Linked DNA regions of Homo sapiens: region 2 is linked to region 1. A link is a loop called in an ENCODE intact Hi-C map of the cell type or tissue named here. Cell type or tissue: heart right ventricle. All regions are shown on one strand. Each heading gives the region's core, and the rest is flanking DNA. Links, peaks and the distances in the headings are about the cores only. Region 1 overlaps FRMPD1 (FERM and PDZ domain containing 1). Region 2 overlaps FRMPD1 (FERM and PDZ domain containing 1).

Region 1 (15,464 bases), core at 3,584-11,583:
TCTGCAGAACTGTTTTACCTGTCATTCCCCCCAAAGCCTTTTGTGATCTGGCCCTGCCTACCCGCCAACTTCATCTCCCTCGCACAACACTCTGCAGAACTGTATTACCTGTTGTTCCCCCCAAAGGCTTTGGTTTCTCATGCCCTCGTGTCTCTGCAGATACTGTTCCTTTGCCTAGTCCATACTCCCTGCCTGCACACCCATCAAATTCCTACTCACACTTCAATGAACAGGCACAGTAGTGTACTGGATTTGCACAGAACACTCCCCTCTACAGTCTGTTTTCTCATCTGTAAAAACAATGATAATGATCCCTGCCCAGCCTATCAGTCAGGGTTGGTGTAAGGCTTACATTCCATTATGCTGTGACAATGCTTTGAAAACTATAAAGTTCTACGGAAATATGCCCAAGAAACATCTCTTTTTCTGAGGTAGTGTGAGCTCAGTTGTGTGACCAAATTTGTGTGTGGCAAAAGTTTGAAGTAGAAGAAGTCTATTTCTGCCACAAAAAGGAATGAGGTCCTGATGCATGGTACAGCATGGATGAACCTTGAAAGCATTATGCTAAGTGAAAGAAGCCAGATACAAAAGGCTACATGATTTCATATAAATGTCAGATTCCATTTATATGAAATGACCAGAACGGGTAAATGTATAGAGATAGAAAATTGATTAGTGGTTGCGAAGGCAGTGGGGGAGGGAAATGGGAACTGACTGCTAATGGGTAAGAGATGTCTTTTTAAGGTGATAAAAGTGTCCTAGAATTAGACAGTGGTGATAGCTGCACAATTTTGTGAATATTCTAAAAACCACTAATCGTATAATTTAAAGGGTCAATTTGATGGTATGTGAATTGTATCTTAATTTTAAAAAGAAAAGAAAAAATGTTTATTTCTGGTGCCCAGCTTCACCCTTCTGTCCTCCTTTCCTTGACAGTAAGTAATAACCCCAACTCTGTAAGGAATCTGTTTTTCTCACCTTTCCACCATTTTTTCTTAGTAAAACCCTATAAGCATTAGAAGCACCTGGAAGACTGGTTAAAGCATGGATGTCTGAGCCACAGAGTTTCTGGTTCAGGAGGTCTAGGGTAGGGCCCAAGAATTTGCATTTCTAACCTCCCTCCAGATAAAACCTAGGGAATGCTGAAAAGAGCACTGAACTAGATATTAGGAGACCTGGTTTCCTTCCTGGCTTTGCCTTTAATTAATCCTAGAATTGCACAAGTTGTCAAGCCTCTGGTTAACCCTTTATCTTAACATTGCATTTTTCTAAGTATCTGCCAATTGTAAAATTGTATTATCTTGTCACTTAAGTCTTCCAGGGATCCCCATCCCTAAAATCCAACATCTTCCTGGATGTCCAACTCTATCTCCCACTATTGCCCCCAAAACACTGCTCTCTTGATCAATTTGGGGAAGGAGGGAAACTAACATTTTCACCTGTAGATTTCATTCACTCCTCATGACAACCCCACATAGTGGGAATCCATAACTCCATTTGGAAGACAAGACATTGAGGCTTGGAGAGGTTAAAAAACTTCCTCAAACTGGCCAAGGGGAACCCAAGGCCCATTCTTCTCCTGTCAAGTAATTCTCTGTTCCAAAGCTTCTCTGCCTCTCAAAAAAAGCCCCTAGGTAGCCCTTCTTGTGTCTTTGTTCTGATCTCTCCCACTTTCTAGGACTTATTCAAATCCTATGTAACTGTCAACACTTAGCTCAAACCCACCACATTTAGGACGAGTTCCTGGCCACCCGCCTACCATGTTTCACCAGGTTCCCCAATCACAGAGCTGCTGTGTAGTCTTGCTCTTCCATACAGCCTGTGATCATCTCCTTTATGCTCTTGTCTTGTGTTTTCTAACTTCGTATGGATTCAGGTCTTGTTTTCTGTCCCTCAGATTGTAAACTCCTTGAGGGTAGGGGAGAAAAGTACCCTGTTTCTTTACAATCCTTGCAGAGCCTAGCAGAATGCCTTCAGCTCAATCGAGATTTGTTGAATTAATAATGGCAAGTTACAGATGTCTGAAATGCTATGCTAAGATGAGAACCCCAGAACAATAAGCAGCTATAACTATGGAACCTTCTAAGCCCAAAGGAAAAGTTATTGGCAGATATTTTAGGGAAGTTCACATTACATTTCCAATGTCAATCATTTGATGTTGCCTTGGTTCATTACCGTGATCATAGCTTAGTGAGTGATAATGGGCTCACACATCTGCATGAATTTCTTAAAAAGAATTCAGATTGCTATGACACTTTATCAGGAAAATGACATTCTTAGAAAGGAAGGAAGGGGGACTTATCTATTAGACCACATGATTATTCCTCAAAGTGCAGTTACAACCAGGACCCCAGGAAGGAGTTTCAAACCTCTCTTCCCTACTCAGGGATCTCAGTCAAGTCTTTCACAGTAACACAGGCCCTGATATTTTAACCTCACACGTCATTTCACCTGTGGCCATAAGAAGCTGAGATAAAGCCAATTGTTTATTTTCTTTTTTCTTTTCTTTCTTTCTTTTTTTTTTTTTTTTTGAGACAGAGTCTGGCTTTGTCTCCCAGGCTGGAGTGCAGTGGCCCCATCTTGGCTCACTGAAGCCTCTGCCTCCTGGGTTCAAGTGATTCTCTCACCTCAGCCTCCAGGGTAGCGGGGATTACAGGCACGTGCCACCACGCCTGGCTAGTTTTCTTATATTTTTAGTAGAGACAGGGGTCTTGCTATGTTGCCCCAGCTGGTCTCGAACTCCTGGCCTCCAGTGATCTACCTGCCTTGGCTTCCCAAAGTGCTGGGATTACAGGCATGAGCCACTGTGCCCAGCCCAAATTGTTTCTTTTCATTTCTTATTTTGGGATGGCACTACATATCATTCTTCTTCCTCCTCCATCTTCCCTTCCCTCCTTTAAGTCTCTCTCTCCAACAGGAACCCCTCCCCTCTTTTTATTATAGAAAAGGGCATTGAATACCTGAAAGGCGGTTTATCATGGACCAGAGAAAAAACAATGCTCACAGCTGGTTCTCTAGGTTCTCTGAGCCTTTCATTCACGTCAAGAAGTTCTGGCTGCCTGCATCCTCTGCCATCTCACCTTGCCTTGCACACCAGATGAAAAGGAGATGCAGGAGGTGGGAAAGCACCCTGGACCCCCATCACCCCAGGGTGGCATTCCCCAAATGATGGTTGACCTCAAACTGCCCTCCTGACTTTTGCCATGTCAACAAACTGCCAGACCACCACACCTGCAAAACATGGTCTGCGTAAAACAGATTCTATAATACAGTGCCTCTCGTTTTAGCTTCATCCTAGACAACAGTATTCATTCAACCACAGGTTTGATCATGCTGGATATGTTTTTTTCTTGGTGCACATTAAAATAAATATATAGCAATTTAAACGAAAAGCACTCATTCACATATCCACTAAGATAGTCTTGAGTGTCGTGTGGTACAAAGACAAGCCTTCGGGAACACTAGTTCAGGGCATCGTCATGCCCCTCACATTTCCCATCTGCCTAACAGGATTAGACATCTCTTAGAAAGGGCTTAGCCTCTTATCTAGCTCAGTACAGATGGTCTCTGCATGGCCCTTCGAGAGCTACAGGGTGGCAACAGGAACAGGCAGATCTAATAGGGATCCAGGCTGTGCCTTTCTCTTGCTAGGGATCTGAGGGGATGGGGACCCAGGCCACTCCTAGTAGAAGACTGGAAGTTGGTCACACAAGTCATCCACTTTACCAGATAAACAGTATCCCTAGAAAGGGTGTGGGAAAGGGCTGAAACGAACACCAATGCCAACACTGGTGGTGTTGATGTGATCTGTAAGGCCTCACATCACCATGTCTGTCTTACTGCTTACCCTCAAGCAGCCTCAGTGATGGATGGCAAATGACACTGCTGAGTCAGCTGCGGCTGCTGAACCCCTTGTCTCCACCCTGGTGCAGGGAAAGAGCACTGTGCAGGGAGACAGGAGACCAGCAATCAGGTTCCTGCTCTGCTCCCAACTGGACATGTGACCCAAGTCACATCCCTTCCCTCCGTGTCTGTTTTCCTACCTGTAAAGGTAAGAGTTACATATGGATAAAATTTGAAAATACTGTGCTTCCTGAAAGGAGCCAGTCACAAAAGACCACATATTCTATGATCCCATTCATATGAAAGTCCAGTAGGGAACTCTGTAGAGACAGAAAAGAGATTAGCGGTTGCTTAGGGTTGGGGAAACAGGGCATGGAGGAGTGATAGTGAAAGAGTAAAAGACTTCTTTTAGAGGAGATGAAAATGTTCTCAAGTTGACTATGCTGATGTTAGTACATATCTGTGAATATACCAAAACTTCTGAATTGTATGCTTTGAATGAGTAAATTGCATGGTATATGAATTATATCTCAATAAAGGTGTTTTACAAAAACAAATGCCATAAAAGGAGAAAAAGAAAAGTGATGGGGTTAGAAACATGACCTCAAAGCCCTTTCAAATCAGAAGTTTCTGACTCTCTTTAAGCAAACTACAGTTCCCCAAATGCTTCTGGCCACCAGACTTATCAGTTTTGGGCAGACTGCTGCTCTCTCAAAAGATGTTTGTCACCCAACAAACATCTGGCCCTATGCCAATGTCTGTGGGGAGCAAGAAGATGCAACCACAGTGTCTGCCCACCAGGAGCTCCAACACACAGTAGATGGCAAGACCATGAGAGAGGGCTGCATGGAGGGGAGGGGCTCAGAAGAAGGGGGATCACCTCTAGGTCAGGGGAGCACCGAGATTAGAGGCTTCTCCATGCCAGAAGCACCTGTGCTGGGCCCTAAAAGGCTGATGAGGACCACAGGGCCTGAGTAGCCTACTTGGAAAAGCTAAGGGCCCAGGCCAAGTGCAGTCTATCTGGGGCTATTCTGGGCCCTGCCCTGACTTGGGAGGCTCACACAGAACATTAGGTTCCTGGAAAGTGTTTTGATGGCAGAGGTGCAGCTGACTCTGCAGTGACTCCAGGTCTTGCGATACCTTCACTTCCTTCATTTATTCTATAGATATTTATTCAGTATCCTCTATGTGCCTGGCACTGTTCTAGGTCTTGGGAGTCATTAGGAGCAAAAAAGACAAAAATCACTACTCTTGTGGAGCTTACATTCTAATACAGGTTCTCACTAGACAAGAAACAATGAACAAAAAAGGAAATTAAGACTGTTAGAAAGTGGTAAGTACGCCGGGTGTGGTGGCTCGTGCCTGTAATCCCAGCACTTTGGGAGGCTGAGGTAGGTGGATCACTTGAGATCAGGAGTTTGAGACCAGCTTGGCCAACAGGGTGAAACCCCATCTCTACTAAAAATACAAAAATTAGCCAGACGTGATGGCACATGCCTGTAATCCCAGCTACTTGGGAGGCTGAGGAAGGAGAATCACTTGAACCTGGGAGGTGGAGGTTGCAGTGAGCCGAGATTGCACCACTGCACTCCAGCCTGGGCAACAGATTGAGACTCCATCTAAAAAAAAAAAAAAAAAAAAAAAAAAAAGTGGTAAGTACTAGAGGGGAAAAGAGATAGAATCAGCATCGATGCCTTGAAGCTGGAGGTCATGGGTAGGCAGAATTTTATTCACTCTGAGATCTCCCACACATATCTCCAGAGAGCTCTAGGGTTCTGCCCTTTCTTTCCAATTCTCTGAGTCAAATCTCCAGCCAAGGGCTTAGCCACGACACATCTGGACAAATGTCACCATGGGTCCTGTTTCCATTTCTTCCTCTCTGAATCAATGCTAATATCCACAGATTCAAGAAACACTCAATGATCATCAACAATTTGCCAAGTACAGGGGCTGTGGGGGACACTGAGATAAGCAGGCACAATTCTCACCCTCAAGGAGCCTGCATTTCACCAGGGAAGTCAGACACATACACACCTAATCAGAATTCAAAGCAAAAGAAAGGAAGTGATCTGCTAGCAATGTGAGCAAAGGTTGCAAGGTTTTTGAACCATGGTCTGTAGTTTTCAAAGCACTCTCATGGGCAGATGATCTTGTTTGGTGGTCACGTCATGGTATTCCTCCTTCCAAGCTTTCACAGTGCACTACTGGACTCACAGTTCTTCCCCAGTGACCTTTCATGTCAACAGCACAGGCCTTATCATGTCCTAGTTCCAACCCCGACTCTCACTAACCTTGTGCTAACCTTGCATCCTTGGACAAGTTCCCTTAGCCTCCCTGAGCCTGTACTGTCATCTGTGAAATGGGGCTGACTTCACCTGCCCCACAGTAAATTAGATAATATATGTGAAGTTCTACCAGAATGCATGGCACAAAGAAAGTCCTCAATGACAGCAGCTATGATGTTATTCTTCATTTCAGAAGGTTAGACTCCCAGAGTTCTAGCCCATATGAAGCTGCTTGCCACCCTGGTGGGCTGAGATTTGACTCCACATTTCTGTGTCTGGGTAAGGAAGGCAGGATTACAAACCTATCATACTAATAAACAGTAACAACCACCACCACAGCACAAGCAACCAAGAATGGCTTGCAGGGCTGGGCCCAGGACATGCCTCGCAGAACTCTTGCCCATGACTATGACATCAAGGCTCTGTCCTGACTTTGAGGTTCCTTCCCTGAAAGTCCTCACCCTTTTCATAGACTTGTTGCTGGCCATGGGTTTGCGGGCCCCTAGACTCTGCATTTTTCAATTCCAGTCCCTGGACTCTAGACTCTACTTTACAGGTCTGCAGCCATCTCAAATTAAGGGATTTGGTCCAAAAGTAAATGCAATTCGTTCCATTAGATCCTCTTTCCTCTGGGATCTGTGCTGAGTGTGGTAGAGGAGATCAAGATTAAGCAGACACAGCCCTTGCCCTTTGGGTGTTCATCGTGTTATAGAGAAGACAAGCCACATAGAAAACTCCTAACCAATATAAGGCAGAGAGTGGGGCCCATAAGAACGGGCTGTCTAAAATGCTATAGGGAGTCTAGGAAGAGCTCCTGCCAACAGCAGGGCAGTGTGTGTCTCGCTCATCTCTGCATGGGGCTTAGGAACGGCTGATTGCTGTCAGGCGGCCAAGAATGCCAGATGCCGCCTGCCAATCAGAACCCTATGCAAGGGTTCAGGCCAACGGGCCACTCTGGCTGTCTTAATTAAGCCCTAATTAAGCATTCTATCCGGAAACCTCTTCTCCCTCCTGTAGGGCTGCCCAGTTTACAGCAAACAATTCAGGGAGCCGGGTCAGCTGTTAGGAGGTGGCAGCCAGTAGGAGTGGCACCAACAGCTGTGAATGAATGCCAACTCGATTCAGAGATCGCCGAAAACCGCAGGACCCAGGAACTCAGAAATTCAGCCCTAATTAAGCATTCTGCCCTCTGTCCCTAACCTCAGTAGAGAAGTGTCCAGTTTGAGTCACCCCACTTTAAAAGTACATAGAGATGATCAGGGCTGGGAGTTCTGCCTAAGGAAAACAGGAAAACACTATGCAGCAAGATGCTCCCCGAGACACGAGCTCTAGGAACGAAAAACAGAACTGGCCACAGAAGCATGCTTACTGCATGTCTTCTTCCTTGAATTTCCAAAAAATGAGAACCAGAAACCATGTAACATTCCAGAAAAAGCCTTTTCTGGATTTAATGTGAGTATAAACCACAGGCCATAAAGCCATATCTATGCTCTGGGTACAACTGTAAAAGTGATGCGGAGCGCAGACAGGCGAGAACACAAAACAAGCTTGATCTGATGGATGCTGGGTTTAGGCAGCCAATTCTTTTTGTTTCTATTTTAATTCCCATTGTTACTGTTTGTGCAGCAATGATACCTCTTTTAAGGATTAGAGAGATGATCTCTCAGAAGAGAATCAAAGCTTTACAGGTTGAAGCAAAGGTTCTCCAGGGAGTGGCAACAGGACAGGTGAACACACACCAGTTCGAGCAGCAGCAGGTGCACACCTCGTTTTGCCCTGGCACTGCGCCCTGTGTGGCTCTCAGCAAGTCTCTTCTTCTAATACCTCCATTTCCATCTCTAGATCTAGAAGGATTCTAAGGCCCCTGCCACCTCCAAGTTCATAATTCTGACTGGTGGAGAGGTCAGATCAGAGGTCTAATCTATTCTCTCATGTGCAGGCACTCACCAGCCCATGCTGGGACACACCTGTGGCACCTACATCATGAGCACCATTAAACACCCTACTCTCCCCACTTCCCAAGCCCAGAACCCAGGCATCCACCTGAGAGTCTTTGTACCCTCCCCCCATATCCAACCACTTTCCAACTCCTGTAAATGTGACCTCCTTAACAATCTCTCAAGTTTCCACTTCTTTCTATCCCCACCACCATCACACACATTCAGGCCACCATGATTTGTATTTTTTTTTTTTTTTTTAGACAGTCTCACTCTGTCACCCAGGCTGGAGTGCAGTGGCACGATCTCGCCTCTCCGCAACCTCCATCTCCCAGTTTCAACCGATTCTTGTGCCTCAGCCACCCGAGTAGCTGGATTACTGGTGTGCGCCACCACTCCGATTCATTTTTATATTTTTAGTGGAGATGGAGTTTCACCATGTTGGCCAAGCTGGTCTCAAACTCCTGACTTAGAGTGATCCAACCACCTCAGCCTCCCAAAGTGCTGAGATTACAGGCATGAGTCACCGTGCCCCACCATGATCTCTTCCTTACGTGGATCATTGTAGCACCCGGTCTCCCTGCCTTCAGTCTTGCTCCTCTTCCAATCTATTCCACACACCACAGAGTAATCTTTCTCAAAGATGAAAGTTTGACCTTGTCACTTTCCTGTATACAACTCTATAATGTCACCCCATAACTTTTAGGATCATTTTTTAGGGCCCATGGTGTGAATTCTAAAGCCAGACCTCTTGGGCTCTGATATGGTTTGGTTTGGCTGGGTCCTCGTTTAGATCTCAACTTGAATGTATCTCCCAGAATTCCCACATGTTCTGGGAGGGACCCAGGGAGAGGCAACTGAATCATAGGGGCTAGTCTTTCCTGTGCTATTCTCATGATAGTGAATAAGTCTCACAAGATCTGATGGGTTTATCAGGGGTTTCCACTTTTGCTTCTTCCTCATTTGCTCTTGCCGCCACCAGGTAAGAAGTGCCTTTCGCCTCCCACTGTGATTCTGAGGCCTCACTAGCCATGTGGAACTGTAAGTCCAATTAAACCTCTTTTTCTTCCGAGTCTCAGGTATGTCTTTATCAGCAGCATGAAAACAGACTAATACAGTAAATTGGTACCAGTAGAGTGGGGTGTTGCTGAAAAGATACCCCAAAATGTGGAAGCGACTTTAGAACTGGGTAACAGGCAGAGGTTGAAACAGTTTGGAGGGCTCAGAAGAAGGCAGGAAAATGTGGGAAAGTTCGGAACCTCCTAGAGACTTGTTGAATGGCTTTGACTGAAATGCTGATAGCAATATAAACAATAAGGTCCAGGCTGAGGTGGTCTCAGACGGAGATGAGGAACTTATCGAGAACTGGAACAAAGGTGACTCTTGTTATGTTTTAGCAAAGAGACTGGCAGCATTTTGCCCCTGCCCTAGAGATTTGTGGAACTCTGAACTTGAGAGGGATGATCTAGGTTATCTGGCAGAAGAAATTTTTAAGCAGCAAAGCATTCAAAATGTGACTTGGGTGCTGTCAAAGGCATTCCGTTTTAAAAGGGAAACAGAGTATAAAAGTTCAGAAAATTTGCTGCCTGATGATGCAATAGAAAAGAAAAACCCATTTTCTGGGAGAAATTCAAGCCAGCTTCAGAAATCTGCATAAGTAGCAAGGAGCCTAATGTTAATCCCCAAGACAATAGGGAAAATGTCTCCAGGCCATGTCAGAGACCTTCATGGCAGCACCTTCCATCACAGGCACAGAGGCTCAGGAGGAAAAAGTGGTTTCATAGGCCAGGCACAGGGTGCCCCTGCTGTGTGCAGCCTAGGGACTTGGTGCCCTGTGTCCCAGCTGCTCCAGCCATGGCTGAAAGGGGCCAATGTACAGCTTGGGCTGTGGCTTCAGAGGGTGGAAACCCCAAACCTTGCCAGCTTCCACGTGGTGTTGAGACTGCAGGTGCACAGAAGTCAAGAATTGAGGTTTGGGAACCTTTGCCTAGATTTCAGAAGATGTATGGAAATGCCTGGATGCCCAGGCAAAAGTTTGCTGCAGGGGTGGGGCCCTCATGGAGAACTTCTGCTAGGGTAGTGCGGAAGGGAAATGTGGGGTGGGAGCCCCCATACACAGTCCCTACTGGGGCACTGCCTACTGGAGCTGTGAGAAGAGGGCCAACATCCTCCAGACCCCAGAATGGTAGATCCACCAACAGCTTGCACCAGGAGCCTAGAAAAGCCGCAGACACTCAACGCCAGCCCATGAAAGCAGCTGGGAGGGAGGCTGTACCCTGCAAAGCCACAGGGGCGGAGCTGCCCAAGACCACGGGAACCCACCTCTTGCATCAGCTTGACCTGCATGTGAGATGTGGAGTCAAAGGAGATCATTTTGGAGCTTTAAAATTTGACTGCTCCACTGGATTTTGGACTTGCATGGGCCCTGTAACACCTTTGTTTTGGCCAATTTCTCCCATTTGGAATGGCTGTGTTTACCCAATACATGTACCCCCATTGTATCTAGGAAGTAACTAGCTTACTTTTGATTTTAAAGGCTCATAGGCAGAAGGGACTTGCCTTGTCTCAGATGAGACTTTGGATTGTGGACTTCTGGGTTAATGTTGAAATGAATTAAGACTTTGGGGAACTATTGGGAAGGCATGATTGGTTTTGAAATGTGAGGATATGAGATTTGGAGGGGCCAAGGGCAGAATGATATGGTTTGGCTGTGTCCCCATTCAAATCTCAACTTGAATTGTATCTCCCAGAATTCCCACATGTTCTGGGAGGGACCTAGAGGGAGGTAATTTAATCACGGGGCTGGTCTTTCCTATGCTAGTCTCATGATAGTAAATAAGTCTCATGAGATCTGATGGGTTTATTGGGGGCTTCCACTTTTGCTTCCTCCTTATTTTCTCTTGGTTCTTGCCTCCTGCCATGATTCTGAGGCCTCCCCAGCCTGTGGAACTGTAAGTCCAATTAAACCTCTTTTTCTTCCCAGTCTCGGGTATGTCTTTATCAGCAGGGTGAAAACAGACTAATACAGGCTCATATCTCAGCCATGCCACTTGCTAGATCTGTGACTATGGGCAGGTTACTTCACAGTTTTGTGCTTTGGTTTTCCCACTTATAAGATGCCAGTAACAACAGTACCTACCTCATAAGGTTGTTGTGAGAATTAATGAGGTAATGCATGGAAACAGCTTACAACAGTACCAGGCATTTGATAAGCCCTTCGTAAGTGGTACCTGCTGTTATTATTTACAGGACTTCAAGGACCTACCTGTGCAGGCCCCACTCCCCCTCTCAAGCCTCTTCACTTTCCTCTGTCTTACTGCTCTCCACTTCCCAGGAGGTTCCAGACCTAGTGGATCTCTTCCTTTTTTGTTCATGGCACGGAGCCTCTGCATGTGCTGTTTCATTGCCAGGTACACCCTTCCTGCTGCTGGCTTCTCCAACTGACTTTTTAAATAGGTTTATTGAGATATGATTCACATAGCATACAATTTACCAATTTAAAGTACACAAGTCAATGGTTTTTAGTATATTCATGGAGCTGTGCAACCATCACCACAATCCATTTTGAAGCATTTTCATCACTCCAAAAAGAAAGAAACCTCATACTCATTAGCAGTCCATTTCCCCCCAGTTGTCTCCCCGCAAGCTTAGGCTAACTAACCTACCCCAATTGTTTTGTTTGTTTGCTTGTTGTTTTTTGTTGTTGTTGTTTTGAGATGGAGTCTTGCTCTGTCACCCAGGCTGGAGTGCAGTGGCACGATCTCAGATCACTGCAACCTCTGCCTCCCAGGTTCAAGCGATTCTCCTTCCTCAGCCTCCTGAGTAGCTGGGATTACAGATGCCCACCACCACGCCCGGCTAACTTTTGTATTTTTAGTAGAGATGGGGTTTCATCACGTTGACCAAGTTGGTCTCAAACTCCTGACCTCAGGTGTTCCACCCGCCTCGGCCTCCCAAATTGCTGAGATTACAGGAGTGAGTCACTGTGCCAGCCCCCAATTAGTTTTCAGGTCTCAGTTTATATCCCACTTGTTAAGTTTTCTCTGACCTCTACTCGGGGTCGGTGCTTTCACAGTACCCAGTATTTTCCCTCTCTCAGACTATATTTGACTATTTACTTGTATATATCCCCTGCTAGAATATAAGTTCCACATTGAGCAGGGCCGTGGTTGTCTGATTCACCATGATTTTTCAGTGCCTAATAGATGTTCACTAAATACTCATTGAATGACTAAAATCAATGGTGCTAACTAGCCAAAGCCAAGGCCCTATAAAGAGAGCCCTACTGAAAAAAACAACGGTAACAGAGCCTTCTCTATACTACAAATACTAGAAGTCATAACATATTTAAATATTCATGACATTCAAGTTTCCTACAACTATTCCCATTAGAGCCACCACTGAAATAAGGCAGATCCTTGCAAAATGAGTTTGATTTAGGCACTTTAACAAAGTAAGTCCTTGAGTGAGAGGGAAAACAGCTCTGGAGGCTGAGTAGGAAAAGGCAAGAAAGAGCCTTTAGGTGTTCAATAGCCTTTAGGTGTTCAATACTTGTAGATTTTATGTGATCTAGCATTACCAGGTTATTACTGGATAAAATGAATATGAACACATTTTGTTTAAAAGAAAATGTTCAAAAGAAAAGAAGGAAGAAAGAAGTTAGTTCTGGAAGTTTCCTATAAAGCCATTCTGATAAGTGATTCTTATTTTCCTGCAGATTCCCCATTATAACGTTACAGCTGCATTCCCCAGACAATAAACTATGCCCTGGATGCTTATTTCAAAATCCAACGATCACCAGAAGAAAGGCAATTACCTCCCAATTAAACATTAAGACAATTTTTCAATCTATCAACAAACTGCTGCAAAGCAGTTACAAAATAAAAACAACGAAAGTCTCCCTCTCACATACTTCAGTCTACTTCACATGCTGATGGCAGATTAACTTTACTGAAAGCACAGCTTGGTCATACCTCCCCCTTATTCAAAACCCTTCAATGACTCCCCATTGCCTTCAGGATAAAGAACAAACTCCTAAGTGAGTATTTGAAGATCCTTCTCCATTTGACACTGACCTAGTTACATGGCCTCATTTCTTTCTAATCATCTTCACATAACCCCCATCCTAACAAATTGCACTGAGCCTCCCGCCATGCTTTGATCTTTTTGCACCTTTGCCTAGAATGTTATTTACCCACGCCCAAACTCTCAATGTCAAATTCCACCTCCTTTTAAGCTTCGTCTAAATGCTGCTGTCTTCATGAAGTCCTCCCTGCTGTCCTCCTCCCTCATACATGCTTTCTACCATCTCTAGGCTTCCACAACCATTTTACTAAAGATGATTCTCCTGTATTTATCACTGGCTAGCTTGGATTATAGTTATTTTTGAACATGTTCTCTACCTCCTGATAAACTCGAATACGTCTCCCCCAGCACTTAACATGAGCCATGCAAATACAAGGTACAAAAAATCTGCAGAATGAATGAATAAAATAACAAATAAATGATAGAAAACCCAGTATAATACAGTTAGACACAGTCTAATTTATCAGTGTGCTTAGAGAAGTAGCAAGTTTTAAACGCAGAAAACATACCTCAGTGGTTGAGACGTTTTTTTCTACCTGCAAACCTGTTTCTGTTCAAATCCCCTATTTACTTTCTTTTTTCTTTTCTTTTTTTTTTTTTGAGAGAGAGTTTTGCTCTTGTTGCCCAGGCTGGAGTGCAATGGCGTGATCTCAGCTCACCACAACCTCCGCCTCCCGGGTTCAAGCGATTCTCCTGCCTCAGCCTCCCGAGTAGCTGGGATTACAGGCATGCGCCACCATGCCCGGCTAATTTTGTATTTTTAGTAGAGTTGGGGTTTCTCCATGTTGGTCAGGCTGGTCTCCAACTCCCGACCCCAGGTGATCCACCCGCCTCGGCCTCCCAAAGTGCTGGAATTACAGGAGTCAGCCACCACGTGCCCAGCCTATTTACTTTCATTTTTGGCCCACCTATCTTTCACTCCTGCTAGGTGTGTGTGTATAGTAGTAATGCAGAGAAGCAGAAAAAGGGAATCATTATTCAAAGCTAGCAGCAGCAACAGAGAAACTCTCTCTTCGGTAAAGAAAACTCAGAATCCATAAAAGAAAAAGAAACAAAGTGAGTCACTGCCCTGGGTGTCAAACACATGGAGAGGATGACTTAAGCCATGGCAGGCAATGGTTCTGTAACTTCACTGCCTATCAGATCACCTGGAGGACTTGTTAAAACACAGGTTGCTGGGCCCCACCCGCAGAGTTTCCCTAGGTCTGGGGCGGGGCTGAGAGTTCGTATTTCTCACAGGCTCTCGGAGAATACAGGTGGGGACCATACTTGAAGAATCCTCAATGCAGACCATCAAAGGAATCAAGCAAGTCAAGGTCAAGGGATCAGCTGTGGTATATGGCATAGGCATTTCTAAAACTAGAAGATTCATTTTAATTAAGACATACGGAAAAGTTAAATTAGGTAGTGATTTTTTTCCCCTTCTCACTCACTTGTAATTCAGAGGCTAAATTCCACAGAGCTGACCAGAGAGGCATGGACAAGGAAGTTAGGGGACCTGGATCCAAGTCCTGATTCTGTCACTAGTTAGCTGTGTAACCAAAGATTGCTCATTATCCTCTCAGGACATCATTGCACCATCTGAAACAGGGATTTATTCAACGTGAAAGTCTCTAGCCTGGGGTCTCACATCCTATGATCCCCCAATTTTGAAAACCTGTTGGCAAGTTAGTTCCAAAAGTATTTAATGATTATCTTATTTATATATAAAATGATTAAGGATGCTGCCTTTTGAAAACACAAAACAAATGTGAGAAATAATTACCAGTTAAATTTGAGAAGAACCCATAATAAATAAATTGCGATTATGAACACTGAAAGAATCTTAATCAAACAGGTTTCATAAAGGATAAGTGCTCAAGAACAAATATACCGTGGAAACAGGTTTTTTTTAAGATATGGAGAAGGTATCACAATTGAGAAGAACCAAAACAGCCCCCTTTCCAAGAACAGTCTAGAGAAAGCAGCACACGTTACAGAATGAGCAAACACCAACTCACCAGTGGCACAGAGCTGAAGGGACTCTTCCTCGGAAAGAAATCCACACCTCTTCCCCCTGCTGGCAGCTCCCCTCCATCCCAGGACACTGCTCCCGGGCCTCCCAGCACACAGCTATTTTTAAAGATAAAAGGCCACATTCCCAACATTGCGGCCACAAGAATGTGAATATCAAATGACCTTCCCATAGCTCATCGATAAGCCCAAGTAAAACCGACTGCCAGGCCATGTGGGCAAAGTTGGGTGGTATCTCTGTGGCACGGGCCCCCTCCTCACAGGAGCATGACCCTCCTCATCTGCGGATACTGGGCAGCTG
Region 2 (15,464 bases), core at 1,934-9,933, 52 kb before region 1:
CGGCAGAGGCACCTTCATTACCTTCTGTCGGGGTTCCAGCAAATTCTGGTTCCTCTTCATGTGGAAGCTAATGGCTTTCTTGATGTCTTTGCCTTTCATGTTTCGGAGTAAAGTTGGAGATATAAAGTTCTCTATTCCCCAGTCTTTCCTGCCATGAGACATTGGAGACAAGGAGGCCCATTTCTACAGGGTACTTGGCTCTAATGAAGAGCATAATTACATTTGATTCAGTACTTAGTGTTCCCATAATACAGCAATTACGAGCCACTTTCTCCTCCTCTCTTTTTCTTTCTCACACACACATACACACACTCTCCACAAAAATCCCCACAGGCATTCAGGAACTAAACCCCATTGATCATTCTGGGAGCTCATTACTCTTGGTGTGGTGTGACCATCTATCAGTCAGAGCAGGAGTTCTGAATCTTTTTCACTACAAAATACATGGCAAATAATGACAGCATACAAGAGAGTACAAGACACTCTCATGGGGCAACGCAGAGCTCCTGTGAATCCCCTAGGCTAAGCTTCAGCATGGTGCCAGCCTAGCAGCTTCAAAATCCCCCAGAAAATTGCTAAAACTACAGATTCTCAGGCCCTGCTGCGAGAGATTGGACTTAGTACATCAGGGGTAGGGCCAAGGATATGCTGTATTTTTAAAAATATGATTCCCCATCTGATTCTGATGCTCAGGCAGGACAGAGCTGAGATCTGGGGAGGGGCTTAGCAAACCTGAGTGATGCTGTCCAGAACAATTCTAAGCTAAGAATCAGAAGGTGCTGGAATCGTAGGACTTGAAACTGCTCTAGTGGAGACATAATGCAATAGGAACTGGTTCATATCCACGGGAAAAATTAACTTCCAAGGCATTCCCACCCCTAGAAAAGCTTAACACTGATGCTGGCAACTGATTTCCCAAGACATCTTCCCAGGAACAGGCAATTTACAAGGGAATCCTGTGACATTCCATCTGGAGTTGGCTTCTGTCCCAGAGAGAGCAGCCAGGTTCAGACATCTGGGGGAGCCAGGTCAGATTAGAGAGGGTGCAGAGGGAAATGGATGGAAAGACAACAGACAGATGGGTAGGTGGGTGACTATCAGCTTTCTGTGGCATCTGGCCCTCCTGGCCAGGGGCCAGCAAGTTATAAATGCAATGCAGCTGCCATCCCCTGCCACTCACTCTATATACTTTAAAGAGATCTTCTGTGGCTGGGCACAGGCGTAGATCCGTTCCTGGATGTGCAGAGCCGCGAGTCGGAGTGCAGAGCTACATTTCATTTCTACAGCAAAGCGCTCCTGGAGCACATCGCTGCAGCTCTAGAAGAGATTAAATAGAGCAGATGGGAAACAAAAGCAGACATACTGTGTCCCCTCGTTCTCTCGGGTGAAAGGCAGCAGGACCAGGAGCTCCGCTTTGAGAGCTGGCTCTGACAGTTCTTGGCTGTGTGACCTTGGTTAAGTTACCAAGACTCTCCAAGCATTTGGTGTCTGGTAAATGAGGATAGTAAAATCTACCTTATGTGGTTTCTGTGAGACTTAAATTAGATAATGCATATGAAAGCAGGTATAAGGCACACAGTGTTATACAAATATAAAGTATTGATGGCGTTGTTATTGCTATTATTATTATTTTCTGCCACCATTTCTGTAAGACTTGGGGCAGTCCAATCCACCTAGTCTGAGTTATCTCATCTGTAAAATGGTGATATCTGCCAAATGATTCTTTTTCTTTTTTTTTTTCTTTTCTGGAGACAGAATCCCGCTCTGTCACCCAGGCTGGAGTGCAGTGGCATGATCTTGGCTCAATGCAAACACCACCTCCAAGGTTCAAGTGATTCTCCTGCCACAGCCTCTCAAGCAGCTGGAACTGTAGGTGTGTGCCACCACGGCTGGCTAATTTTTTGTATTTTTGGTAGAGACGGGGTTTCACCATGTTGGCCAAGCTGTTCTCAAACTCCTGACCTCAAGTGGTCCACCTGCCTCGGCCTCCTAAAATGCTGACATTACAGGCGTGAGCTACCGCACCCGGCTCCAAATGATTATTTTTCATCAGAATAAAAATGGCATCATAACTCTCATCTAAGGAGGTAGAATAGGGGGAGCACCAGGCCACGGATCAAGAACCAGGTTTTGGCTCTGCCACTAAGTGAGTGACCCAGGCAAATCACACGACCTTTCCAAGACTCAGTGTCATCATTCTAAAACGAGGTTTTAAAGCACTAAGGCCCCTTTTGGCAATAAAAACTGTAATTCTAAAGATCCTAAAATGGTATTAGAAAATGTATCATCTACATTGAGGACTGAGCCTGAATTTCATTCTGATATCGCACACCTGCTAAAACAGCAACTCAGTGATGGAAAAGGGAATTCTGAGCGATGATCAGGCCCATTCTCCTTCAGATAAAGAGAATCCCTACCAGGGAGTTGTTTAATGGCCTCGAGCTCACGTTCAAAATCACCCAGTGCACCATCTTTGAGAACAACCACTGTTATTTTAGGAAGCACAGACCCAGTCACCTGCAGATAGAGGTATTCAAAGGCCACGGGGTCTTCTTTCAGGAGGTCCAGGGGGTCCTTGGGAACAAAACAGACCCTGAAGAGGCAGCGGTAGTCATGTGACTCCTCCCTTTCTACCACCTGCGATGGGTAAGGGAGATACTATTAATCTCCTAACTGCCTTTGTCCTTGCAGTCATTCCACAAAACCACTCTATAAAACACAGACAGTGAAAGACAGTTCCCAGAGATTTCAATTCTAGTGCTTCCCAAGACAGCCATAGACCTTTACTCCTAATTTGACTTTCTTTTTCCTGGGTACAAAATGTAAAAGGTTCAAAAGGGCAGCATTTCCCACTCACCTATCTTCCAGTTTCCCTTTCCAGAGGAAACTCCTGTTTTCAGTTTCTTGTGTGCCCCTTCCAGAGACAGTTTATGTATATTCATGCTTCAGTATAAGTCTATTCTTTTATCTTCCACAAATAATAATATAGTATACATACCATTCTACAACTTACTTTATTTCACTTAAACTATCTTAGGGATTTAATGTGATTTTCTTTCCCAATGCAAATGGAATAGAAGTAATTAAAAAGTCTGCAAGCAGTAAACCTTCTAATCGGTGAGTGCATTGGGTAAGAATTCATCTGCAAAGAGGAATGTTCAGGGTGGCTTTTATGAGGTTATGTATTACTCATTTCCAACTGTTAAAATCCTCCTCATCTTTGTAACAGACTCACAAAGATTTGTTGAACTAACCTGTGTTTAGCTTTAAAAAGTTGGTACAACATATTATTGAATGGTTGGGAGATTGAGTGATATAGACCGTTTGGCTGTGTTTACCCTATTCTGCCATCAGGAACCATATCGGGGGTAAGTCCCACAAGAAGGGCTTAGACACAGCAACAAATGCTTCCCTAATGGCTCAAAGGCAGCAGGTGCAAGGGAAGATCATCAGAGCTAGAAGCAAAAGATCAGGGTTCTATCAGCTGTGTTACCTTGAGAAAGTCACCTTACCTCTCTAAGCCTTTGTCTCCACATCTGCAAAATGGGGACCTTAAATCTGTGTCCTGCCTACCTCATACTAGCAGATGAAAATCAGGCTGATTCTTGTCCCATAACCCCCAGGCTGAGTGAGCTCTGTGCCTTCTGGGGCAAGAGAAAGTGCATCAAACCTGCAGATGTGCTGAGCCCTGTCCCCAGAGGTTCTGGCTGAGGTATGCAGCCAGCCCAGCCCATGCCTCCCAGGAACAGGCGGTCAGTCCTCCCTACCTGCTGGATGAGTTCCTCTTCGTGCAGCAGGTGCAGCCGGGAGATGCTGTACTGCTCTTCCAGGGCCAGTGCAAAGTACTCGATACTTCGGATGGACAGCTTCTCCTTCACGGTGAGGATGATGTCCTAGCAGGCACAGAGAGGTGCAGGAGTTACGCAAGAAACAGGAAGGACTTCCCTGGCCTTCCTGCCATTCCTCAGTGCAGCTAGGGAGAGAAAAGCCTGCACTGACATGCCCACTGCTGACTTACGCCAGAGTCTGGTCCCACTCATCAGGCCCCTTACGGCCCTGCAGCCACAGCTCCCCTCTCCTCAAGCTCCATCACCATCCATACAGCCACCCTGTCTTGCTTTACTTGGAAGGCTGAAGCCATCCAGTGGAGGTTTCTGCCTCTCTCCTATGTCCCTAGACTTATTCTCTCTCTAGAGTTCCCAGTCTCTATCTTTTTTTTTTTTTTTTTTTTTTTTTTTGAGAGGGTCTCCCAGGCTGTCACCCAGGCTGGAGTGCAGTGGCGTGATCTTGGCTCACTACAACCCTTGCCTCCTGGGTTCAAGCAATTCTCCTGCTTCAGCCTCTCGAGTAGCTGGGATTATAGGCACATGCCACCATGCCTGGCTAATTTTTGTATTTTTAGTAGAGATGGGGTTTTGGAATGTTGGCCAGGCTGGTCTTGAACTCCTGACCTCAAGTGATCTGCCTGCCTTGGCCTCCAAAAGAGCTGGAATTATAGGCGTTTGCCACCACACACAGCTAGTTTTTTTGTATTTTTAGTACAGACGGGGTTTTGCCACGTTGGCCAGGCTCCCAGTCTGTATCTTTGACTGCTTACTAGACAGAATCCCACCACCCACTCACTATGCAACTGAGTGAAACTTTTTTTTTTTTTTTTTGAGACGGAATCTCGCTCTGTCGCCCAGGCTGGAGTGCAATGCTGTGATCTCAGCTCACTGCAACCGCCGCCACCTGGGTTCAAGCAATTCTCATGTCTCAGCCTCCCAAGTAGCTGGGATTACAGGTGTGCGCCACCACGCCCAGCTAATTTTTGTATTTTTAGTAGAGATGGAGTTTCACCATGTTGGTCATACTGGTCTCGAACTCCCGACCTCAGGTGATCTGCCAGTCTCAGCCTCCCAAAGTGCTGGGATTACAGGAATGAGCCACCACGTCCAGCCACAACTGAGGGACACTTTTGAACCCCAGTCACTTCCTCTCCAAATAGAGGACAATAATGCGTAATTCTGAGAGTGGCTGACAGGACGGAATGGTTGTGAATGCTGCGCTGAGGCATCCTGGTTGCCACGCCACACTCTTCTTGCTCACTAGAGCAGCCCTCTGTGAGGTCTTTGCTGCCTCGAAGCATTCGCACATGCTGTTCCCTCTGCCCAGTATACTTTCCCCATTACTCTTTCCAGGTCTGTTTCTTTCTCTTCCTTCGAGTTTCAGTCCAAATGTCACCTCTTAGAGAGGCTTTCTCTGGCCAGCATACATAATCATCCCTGTTACTCTCTGTCCCAGTGTCCTGTTTATTTCCCTCACCATTATTTAATATTATTTTCTTCAATTAACAGCCATGGTAAAGTTAAGGGAATGGGTTCTAGACCTCCATTCCCAATTCCTAGCTGTAATTGCTTCTTCTCTCTATGCCTCAGTGTTTTCATCTGTAGAATGGGAATAATATTAACACCTATCTCATAGAGTTGTTGTGTACATTGAATTGATTTCCCCATAGAAGGCACTTAGAACAGCACCTGGCAGATGGTAAGTATTCAATGCATGCCAACTGCTAATCTCTGTTTTCTTGCTTATTGTCTTTCACCCCACTAGATGTTAAACTCTCTGAGGATGTGGGCCTTGCCTGTGCTGTGCTCTGTTATGCAGTATATCCAGTGCTTGGCACATAATAGATGCACACAAACTTTCACTTGGTGAGTAAACAGAAATCATAAATGTCCTGCCAGAACCTCAAACGCAGTAAGTCTCGCACCATCAGGTGCTCCTCCCTCCTCATGACTCCTGATTCGGAGCCCTCTCTCCACTTGTTCATCACCCCCCATAACTACCCAGTGACTAGTCCTGAAGGGTCCATTTCCTCCCTCCTCATGACTCCTGATTCGGAGCCCTCTCTCCACTTGTTCATCACCCCCCATAACTACCCAGTGACTAGTCCTGAAGGGTCCATTTGCTTCTGCAGCTCCACACCATTAACTGAGTGCTGCCTGTGTGCCTGGCATTGTGCTGGCCCCAATGGAAAGCCTGTCTCTTGACTCTGTCCCTTCTTCTCCATTCTCCCATGTCTACCTCAGCTTGGGCTCATGCATTTCTTGGCTTTGTAGAGGGATGTCCTGTGAACCCTCCTGCCACCCATCTGTTCTCCAACTTGCACATAGAGCAAAGGTTGGCAAACTGTAGCCTGTGGAGCAAATCCAGCCCACTGCCTGTTTTTGTAATTAAGGTTTTATGGGAATATAGCCATGCGCATTTGCTACAATGGCAGAGTTGAATAACTATGACAGAGACCCTGTGGCCTGCAAAACCTAAAATACTCACTATGTGGCCCTTTACAGAAGGTTTGCTGACTCTTGATCTAGAGGAATTTGTCTAAGCCTTGTACTGGGCATGCTCTCCCTTGCTCAAGAACGTTCAGTGGCTCTTGATGGCTCACTGGCCAAAATCCAAACTCCTTAGCTTAATATTCAAGACTCTCAAGGTATCAGGTGCCAACCCACTTCTCCCACTTTATCTTCTGCTGCTTATCCCAATGCACTCTGCCCACAAGCCCCACACACTTGTCAAACTTGCCCATTTCTGGATCTTTGTTGGTGTTGTTCGCCGTGCCCGGATGTTGCCTTCACACATCACTCTTGGCCCACTCCAGTCAAAAGCCAATCTATCTTTCTAAGTCCACCATACATGCTACCACTCCACTCCCCCAGAGGCCTTTATTTGGCACCCAGCTGGAAGCTTGCTCTCCCCTGAGCCTGTACCACACGGCTTCTGTCCCGCTTTCATGGTCTTAAGCACACCGGTACCTCGTTTCATTGTGAGTTGTCCCCAGATCTCATCTCCTCACCCTAGCCCCACCCCAAGACTTCAGGCTTCCTAAGAGTATAACCCTGGGTAATTTATTTATTTATTTATTTATATTTATTTTTTTGAGATGGAGTTTCGCTCTCATCGCCCAGGCTGGAGTGCAGTGGCATGGTCTCGGCTCACTGCAACCTCTGCCTCCCAGGTTCAAGCAATTCTCCTGCCTCAGCCTCCCAAGTAGCTGGGACTACAGGCTTGCACCACCATGCCTGGCTAATTTTTGTATTATTAGTAGAGACAGGGTTTTACCATGTTGGCCAGGCTGGTCTCAAACTCCTGACCTCAGTTGATCCACCCACTTCGGCCTCCTAAACTGCTGGGATTACAGGCATGAGCCACTGCACCCGGCCCCTGGGTAATTTATTGCCAAGTTGTTGGTGATATAGAAATGCCTGGCACACAAAAAGTGTCAATAAATGTTTACTGGGTCAAATGACATATTCTTTTTCTTGGTTTAGAGAAAGAGGGTTTTCTAATACAAGAACTTTTCTTCCCTTAGTGAGGGAAAGGGGAAGAGAAGTCACTGATGAGTGGACAGTAATTTTTCCTTTTTTCACTCATAAGATTTATTTATGTCCACCTTTCTCTGTGTCGTAAACAGCTAAAGACTTTGCTTTAAAAAATTTGGCTATTACAGATAAATAAGATTAACCAGTATTATACTGGCTAAGTCCTTGTTCATTTCCCCAACTCTCTCTGTCATCTTAAGTTTAATTCCCCTGTAATGTGGGCCTTTATTGTAAACTACCTCAAAGTCCTTTTGGCCACCAAAGGGGGACTTGCTTTAAAAAAAATCAACCCTTCTATTCCAATCCACTTTGAGCAAAGATGATGAAAGTAGAACTCTTGTCTAATCCATTTGCAAAGCTTCCCTTTTCTGCAGAATGGCAGAGTGACAAGATTCCAGCACAGGATTCAAAAACAGACCAAGTTCAAAGCCAGTTATGAGCTAGCTGATCTTGACAGCTTTTGGGCCTCTTGGGCCTGTTTTCTCTTCTGCAAAGTGGGGATAACACTAGTTACTTCACAAGGTTGCTAGGGCATTAAATGAGATCGTATACAAGAAAGTGCCCAGGAAGCGTGCCTGGCATGTAGTAAACACTTAAAGTCTATTCCTCCATTGCTTCCTCCTCTGGGCTTGGAGTTCCCCAGGTTCAGAAAGCCCTTCTCCAGCTTCTTCTAACTCACATTTAGGAAGAAATAGAATAGAGCATTTGGAGCAGCTGTAGGAATTGCCAAATGAAGGTGCCAGAGAGAAGCACTGGATGTGTGCGTACAGGTGTATGTACATTGTACATATGTGTGCATGCATATGCATGTGTGTGAATGTACTGTGCAGATGTGTGTGTGCATGTGTGTCTTGGCTACTGTTTGTCCCCTATAGCTGCATTGGCCCTCCTGAACCTGCTCTCCCCTTGTACCAGAAGAGCTGGGCTCAATGTTTCCTCTTACATGGTTTTTACTGTTTGAACAACTTTGCTTCTTCACTGCGGCCTCACTCTAACACTATTTACTCCCTTGTTCAAGAACTGCTAGCACCATACGATATTATCTATGGATAAAACTCAAGCTCTATTGTTGCCTGGCATTTGAGGCCCTCCACAGCCACTCCTTCCACAAGAAAACAGCCTGTGCCCCAGTCCTGCTGGATGGTTTGCTATTTCCTGGGCAATTGCCATTTTTCTGGCTCTCTGCATTAGTTCACGTGACTCTCTGATTGATATGTACCCTACCCTCAACTGCCCTGTCCCTACTGGCCCTTGTTGAAATCTTAGTTATCCTCCAAAGCTCAGCGCAGGTCCAGCTTCTTTCCCATGCCTTGTCTGAAGTCTGGACAGGCTGGAAGAGATGGTACTCTTCCCCTTGCACTTGGCCCTTATTTCATCCTGCCTTGGACAATCAAGCATTCCCTGAACGTCCACCGTCCCTCAACTAGACTGCAAGCTCCTGAAGATCGAGACCACCCCTGACTAAGCTCAGTAACCCCTCTCAGATCATCTCATATGGGGAAACTTGTGAAGTATAAGTTCAATTGACTTTAACCAAGAACAGAATAGGCAGCGCCTGGGCCTTTCCTGACATCTCACCTGGGTTTTCGTAGTGTTTGGCGTAGCAGGTAGAGTCACAGACAAATGGCAGGGAAGCCTGGTGGTTATGGGTGAAGGCTTAGGAGTTCTAATCTGACCTTTGGGCAAGTCACTTCATCTCTCTAAGTCCCGATTCCCACCCCTTAACCCCCACCCAGTTACGATGGTGGTAAAAAGACCATCTTTCTGGGTGGTCGTGCAACGAAATGAGATAACATGGCACCTGGCTTATTATTACAGGGGCTCAGACCACGGTGTTTGTGAGACCACCAAGGCAGATGCAGGGCAAGATGCCTGGGGGGTCCTAGCAGCCAGAACATTCTTCTTGGGAAAAGAAGTTCAAGTTTATTCTTAATACCTTCACGGTTGTGTTTGCCTCAAACTTGAAAGCTTTGGTCTGTCCATTCTCCAAGTATAGCTTGAGCACGTTGGGCATACACAGCAGAGAATTACCCTGGAAAACACAAGAGTATTGTTGTATCCCTGTCTTTTTTTATTCCTTCTGGAGACAGGGTCTCTCTCTGTCACCCAGGCTGGAGAACAGTGGTACGATCTCGGCTCACTCAACCTCTGACTCCCAGGTTCAAGCGACTCTCCCACCTCAGCCTGCCAAATAGCTGGGATTACAGGCACCTGCCACCACGACTGGCTTTTATTTTTTTTTATTTTTTTTATTTTTTTTGACAGAGTCTCACTCTGTCACCCAGGCTGGAGTGCAGTGGTGCAATCTTGGCTCACTGCAACTTCCACCTCCTGGGTTCAAGCAAATTCTCCTGTCTCAGCCTCCCGAGTAGCTGAGACTACAGGCACACACCACCATGCCCAGCTAATTTTTGTATTTTTTTTTTAGTAGAGATGGGGTTTCACCATGTTGGCCAGGCTGGTCTTGAACTCCTGACCTCAGGTGATCCACCCGCCTCAGCCTCCCAAAGTGCTGGGATTACAGGCCTAAGCCACTGTGCCCAGCCTAATTTTTGTATTTTTAGTAGAGACAGGGTTTCACCATGTTGGCCAGCTGGTCTCGAACCCCTGGCCTCAAGTGATCCGCCTGACTTGGCCTCCCAAAATACTAGGATTATAGGCGTGAGCCACCATGCCTGGCCTGTTGTATCCCAGTCACAGCTTTCCTGCCCCTGGGTATGACAAATCCTTGGCTGTCTGGACCTGCCTGGTTTGGAGAGTAGGATCCTCCCTAACCTCCTCACCATGTCAGGGGTTCTTTCTTGGCACTTGGGAATTTCTTCAATGCACAGGCATGCTTTGTCAAGGGATACCCATGAGGACTGTTAGATACGACAAACGGTGGAGAAGAGTGAGCCCTTCTACGAGCGTACTGATAGCACTGCGCGAGCCTGTGCAATGTCTCATGACCATCAGCTCACGTTTTACTGCTGGCTGTACCCTTATGGGAGGCAATTTGGCAAGCCAGATGACCAGCATGCACACTGTTCAACATGGGCCTTTCAGAGATTCTTAGACTCTACCTTGTAGGATTGGGGTGGGATGGAGAGGGTAGGGAAGCCTCTCCTACCCTCATTTTATTGCTGCATTCCCTGTAATGAAATATCACCAAAGGGCAGAGGGATGCTCTCCACTACATTCACCCCAATTATCACCCTAGATGCATGAGGTCCCCTAAGGGACTCTGCCACTCTCGTAGGGCTATTTGGGGAAAAGGCACAGGACTGGTCTGTGTTGGGTGGCCCCATGCCAGCTAGAACTCCTGGGATGGAGCAGGAGAGGGTTTTGGAGAATCTCCCAGCTCTCGTAAGAATATACCTAATGCTAAATGACGAGTTAATAGGTGCAGCACACCAGCATGGCACATGTATACATATGTAACTAACCTGCACATTGTGCACATGTACCCTAAAACTTAAAGTATAATAATAATAAAAGAAAAAAAGAAAAAAAAAAGAAGTGATTCTGAGTGTTTGGTTGCAAATACAAAGGGCCCGTGGGGCTGGTGTCCTCCAGAAGCACAGAGAAATTTTAGAGTTCCCAAGATTTGAGCTAGAATTGCCCCCCTGCACTCATCTCTATAAAGAGTTTGGGTATAAAGCCTACACATGGTGAAACCTTGTCTCTACTAAAAATGCAAAAATTAGCCGGGCGTGGTGGCACACACCCATAGTCCCAGCTACACTGGAGGCTGAGACAGAAGAATTGCTTGAACCTGGAAGGCGGAGGTTGCAGTGAGCCGAGATCACACCACTGCACTCCAGCCAGGGCGACAGGAGCAAAACTCCATCTTAAACAAACAAACAAACAACTTCCAGTTTTTTCAGATGAGAATATTGAATCTTCTAAATATAAAGGTGTTTGTATCTTCTAAGCAAGACTCACAATCATCTCTCTCTTTTTTTTTTTTTGACAGAGTCTCACCCTGTTGCTCAGGCTGGAGTGCAGTGGCACAGTCTCGGTTCACTGCAGCCTCTGTCTCCTGGGTCTATAACTTATTTTAAAAAACCACAGTATTTTTATGGAGGAAAAAGGAAGATGTTCATATTCCAGTGCCATTTCACACTACATCAGGATGAGGGATTTCAGACCGCTTACTCTGCTGCCATCTTACTTCTCTGGCTCTGAGTGTTTACAAATCTTAATTTTGGGGTTTCCCAGTGGGAAATTTTTTCCTTAGTACTTTCTTTGTGATTTAAAAGGTTTACAAAGAATATATTCATAGCAACATTACATAACTACCACCACTTACTTTTCCCTAAGGCTTTTTCCAATTTTTATCTATATCTGTAAATAGTTTTTAGAGAGCTGCAATAATTTAATATGCATGACTCTATGTTTATTTTCTACCCAATATGCATTTCATATACAATTTTTAGGTGGGCTTAATGTTCATAATTTTAATGGATTTATAATATTCTATTGAGTTGAAATATCAGAACTGATTTCACAATTCCTCTGCCCTAGACAATTGAGCATGTTTTTCCATTTTGGGAGCTATTTAAAATGTTGATACTATAGATATCTTTAAATATATGGATTTTCACATTTAAATTATTGTATAGACTAACAGGAATGCAATCTCTGGGTCATTTTTTATAGCAGTCATTAAATTTTGTTTTTTTTCCACTCAAAAAAGTTTAAGCCAATTTATAAAGCCATCAGTAGTGCATGACTATAATTACTTTCTCAGCATCAGGGCTTACATTTTTTCTCTATTTGTGCTCATTTGCTAAGTATAAAGTTTTACTTTTTAATATTTTTTCTTTGTATTTGTTTAACTGTGAGCAAAGTCAAACATATTTCAAATGTTGGTTTACTATCTCAGATCCTTCTTAATACAGTGATTGTGTATCTAAGGCAGTCTTATCATGTTCCAAGGGGAAAAGTTTAACAGCCAATTTTATCATCTTTGAAACACTTGAAAGGATGAATAGACAGGTCACAGGGATGAACTCTTACTTGTTTTGCTATCTCTGCCTTATGTGGCTGATGCAGACTCCCAAAGATTCCCCGAGGTGCCCCAACCTTCCAAGTCTTCCTGGAGACACCTTTTTAGAACCCTGTTCCTTTAAACTCCCCAACCAAAACTCTGAGCCAGTTCTGTAGCCAGTTCAGGTGAAAGTTGTTCTTATCTGGTCCCCTCAGCATAGACAGCAGTGAATGGGAGGTCATGGCCATTTTTACAAATCAACCAGGTGACCCTGTCCACACCTGTCGTGCCTTTATTCTGTCCCTGTCCTGCTAGCTGGTTCTCACCCTCACTACTCATCACTGTGCATGACTCTTGAAATGAAGAGTCATGTGTTGAATCGAAACTTAATTTTTTTTTGAGACGAAGTCTCACTCTGTCGCCAGGCTGAAGCGCAGTGGCGCAATCTCGGCTCACTGCAACCTCCGCCTCCCGGGTTCAAGTGATTCTCCTGCCTCAGCCTCCCAAGTAGCTGGGATTACAGGCACGCACAACCATGCCCAGCTAATTTTTGTATTTTTAGTAGAGATGTGGTTTCACCACGTTGGCCAGGATAGTCTCGATCTCTTTTTTTTTTGAGATGGAGTCTGGCTTTGTCGCCCAGGCTCGAGTGCAGTGGCGCGATCTCGGCTCACTGCAAGCTCCACCTCCTGGGTTCACGCCATTCTCCTGCCTCAGCCTCCCAAGTAGCTGGGACTACATACAGGTGCCCACCACCACGCCCGGCTAATTTTTTGTATTTTTTAATAGAGATGGGGTTTCGCCATGTTAGCCAGGATGGTCTCGATCTTCTGACCTTGTGATCTGCCCGCCTCGGCCTCCCAGAGTGCTGGGATTACAGGCGTGAGCCACCGCCCCCGGCCGGTCTTGATCTCTTGACCTCGAGATCTGCCTGCCTCAGCCTCCCCAAATGCTGGGATTACAGGCGTGAGCCACCGCGCCCAGCAGAATCTAAACTTAATTTTCTAAAGAGACTCAATCCAATTTCACAAACATGACTCAAATATTGCCAACTGACAGGTGTTTTCTAAGTCATGCATTAGGCCTCCCACTGGCCCCTTCCTGAACAAGTCCACCTTTCTCACTCAAGTCTATCTAAAGGTGTGCTCTATTAAGTAGCAGGGCAGGTAGAAAATAAGGGCTCTGTAGATGTGGACCATGTCACCTGGATCCTTTGTTAAAATGGCCTTAGCCCCCACCCCCTGTGACTCCCCCGGCCTTTGCTGGTCTCTATGGTGAGAAGACCAGAAAAGGACAAGTTTCAACTTTGAAGTTTCAAAGTCTAATATTAAGAAATTCAGAATGGCAATAGTTATAGACTACTGGGGGAAAATGTATAAATTATGAATAAATGAGCCTTTTATCCAACACTCCACATTAAAATCAAACTCTAGCCAACATTTTCCCTTTACAAATTTGTCTTCTGAACCCCCAACCCTGGGTCCCTCCATATCAAAAAGGACTAGACAGCACGTCATAGTGAAAAACCAAAGAACCAAAGTCACATGGACCTGGGCTCCTGCATTTTCTCACCATGTGATCTTAGAGGTTAAGTCTCTTAATCTCTCTAGGCCTCTGCTTCCTCTTTTGTTAAAACACCTCCCTTGCAGGGTATTGTGATGTCTAAGGACTGTACACACAAAGTTTAGGTCACATAATAGAGGTTCAATAGATGATGGACTCTTAAAACTAAAAAGCAATCCCATCACCACCGGCACCATTATCAATAGATCACCCTCAGAGAGGATAATAAATTTGAAGATGCATAACGAGAAATTAACTATTGGAATTTGTCGAAATTTCATGGGCAGAAGAATGGAGTCACAGAACAATAGAGGGCCAAACCCAGTGCTCTTCTTCCCAGTCCCCACCCATGGCCCAGAGCTCCCACCAGCAATCCCAGTCCAGGGTCTGCAGGCATCTGACTGGGAGGGCGCACAAAGCCTCTTGCAAACACACTGCACTTCCTCTGCACCCTCTGTGCTGTGGAATTCCAGAGGTTCAGGGAGTTATGTGCCAGAAGGCAGCTCGCCAGCTTCATAATTTCAATCCCTTGACTAGTGACACACCTGGCTGTGTCCACTGATGAGCACTTCTTCAGCAAAGTGCACCTTCACGGGGTTGGTCTTCAGTCTGGCTCTCTTCTCCTCGGTCAGGAAGGACGATTTAGGGACTCCCTGAAAAACAGTAACATGATGCATTTTGGAACAGTGCTTTCATAAAAGCCAGGTATATCTATCTTCTCATTTCTTAAAAACAGAAACTTTGATAGCTGTTGCAGATTCAATTTAAACCCACAGGAAAGGATGATATCCCATTATAGGTATTTTCATAAAATCTAGGGATCCCAAGCCAGATAATGTTCTCGTGTACCTGAGAATAGTTGGACATTCAACATGGTAGCAAAATAGCTGTGATACGATGAAGACAAAGAGTTCTGGCCTGTGAATGGGACTATCTGAATTCCAACTCATGTTTTACTGCTCAATAGTTGTGAGAACTATCTCAAACTCAAATTCTTATGAAAGAAAACCAGGTACGTGTGTAAAGCACAACAAAATAACTGTGTGACTTTGGTCCAGTCCTTGCCGCTCTCTGGCCTTCAGAGTCTTCCCATCTACACAATATAGGAGTTAGACGGGGTTCCCTGAAACTCTGACCCTTATGACTTACCCTTGGCTCCACTTCGCTCTTATCTTTTGGAAGGTACCTTCTTTTCCCAAAGAAGTAAAGAGAGTCATCACAGGTTGGTATGAGTATATGGTGAAGACTTTGGACTAGATTGTATCAGGCCAACTTGTGACACTTGCTGAATAGCATCTTACATGATCTTCTAGACCAACAGGCTGTGACCTTCCTGGATGAAATCCTGATACACTATTTTCCAGCCTAACAGCCTATGTTCCCTTGGTGTGGACAGTCCTTTAGACCAGCCTCTAGAATGTTTCCATGTGTAAAAGTACCAAGATGAAACTCTGGGCCACGTTCTGTGAAGATGGGAGAAGAGATACATAACAACAATCAGGGAAACTGTTGGAAACAGTGTTCATAGACTCAAACACCAACAGACCGAAGCCATGAAGTACATG

Evidence for each region. A loop is a pair of places that touch in the nucleus more often than their neighbours do. Peaks named below come from ENCODE experiments on the same cell type or tissue, not always from the same donor. Only the 100,000 strongest peaks of a DNase experiment are listed, where the experiment ranks them.
Region 2: it touches region 1 in a loop (7-fold over the local background); 4 of 110 quality-filtered maps call a loop at or near these places.

What each region holds. Positions count from the first base shown.
Region 1 is chr9:37,668,280-37,683,743 of GRCh38, reverse strand. All of the region lies in intron 1 of FRMPD1 (FERM and PDZ domain containing 1), which reads right to left. Among named protein-coding and RNA genes, the nearest start is that of FRMPD1, 25 kb to the right of the region's middle. In heart right ventricle, for the core only: no CTCF peak of the experiment used is centred there; a DNase peak (open chromatin) is centred at 7,043; H3K27ac peaks cover 859 bases.
Region 2 is chr9:37,718,157-37,733,620 of GRCh38, reverse strand. It overlaps FRMPD1 (FERM and PDZ domain containing 1), which reads right to left. Exons shown (of 16, transcript NM_014907.3): 6 at 14,445-14,552; 7 at 9,301-9,396; 8 at 3,768-3,893; 9 at 2,518-2,637; 10 at 1,181-1,317; 11 at 22-148. Among named protein-coding and RNA genes, the nearest start is that of TRMT10B, 28 kb to the left of the region's middle. In heart right ventricle, for the core only: no CTCF peak of the experiment used is centred there; no DNase peak of the experiment used is centred there; H3K27me3 peaks cover 1,188 bases.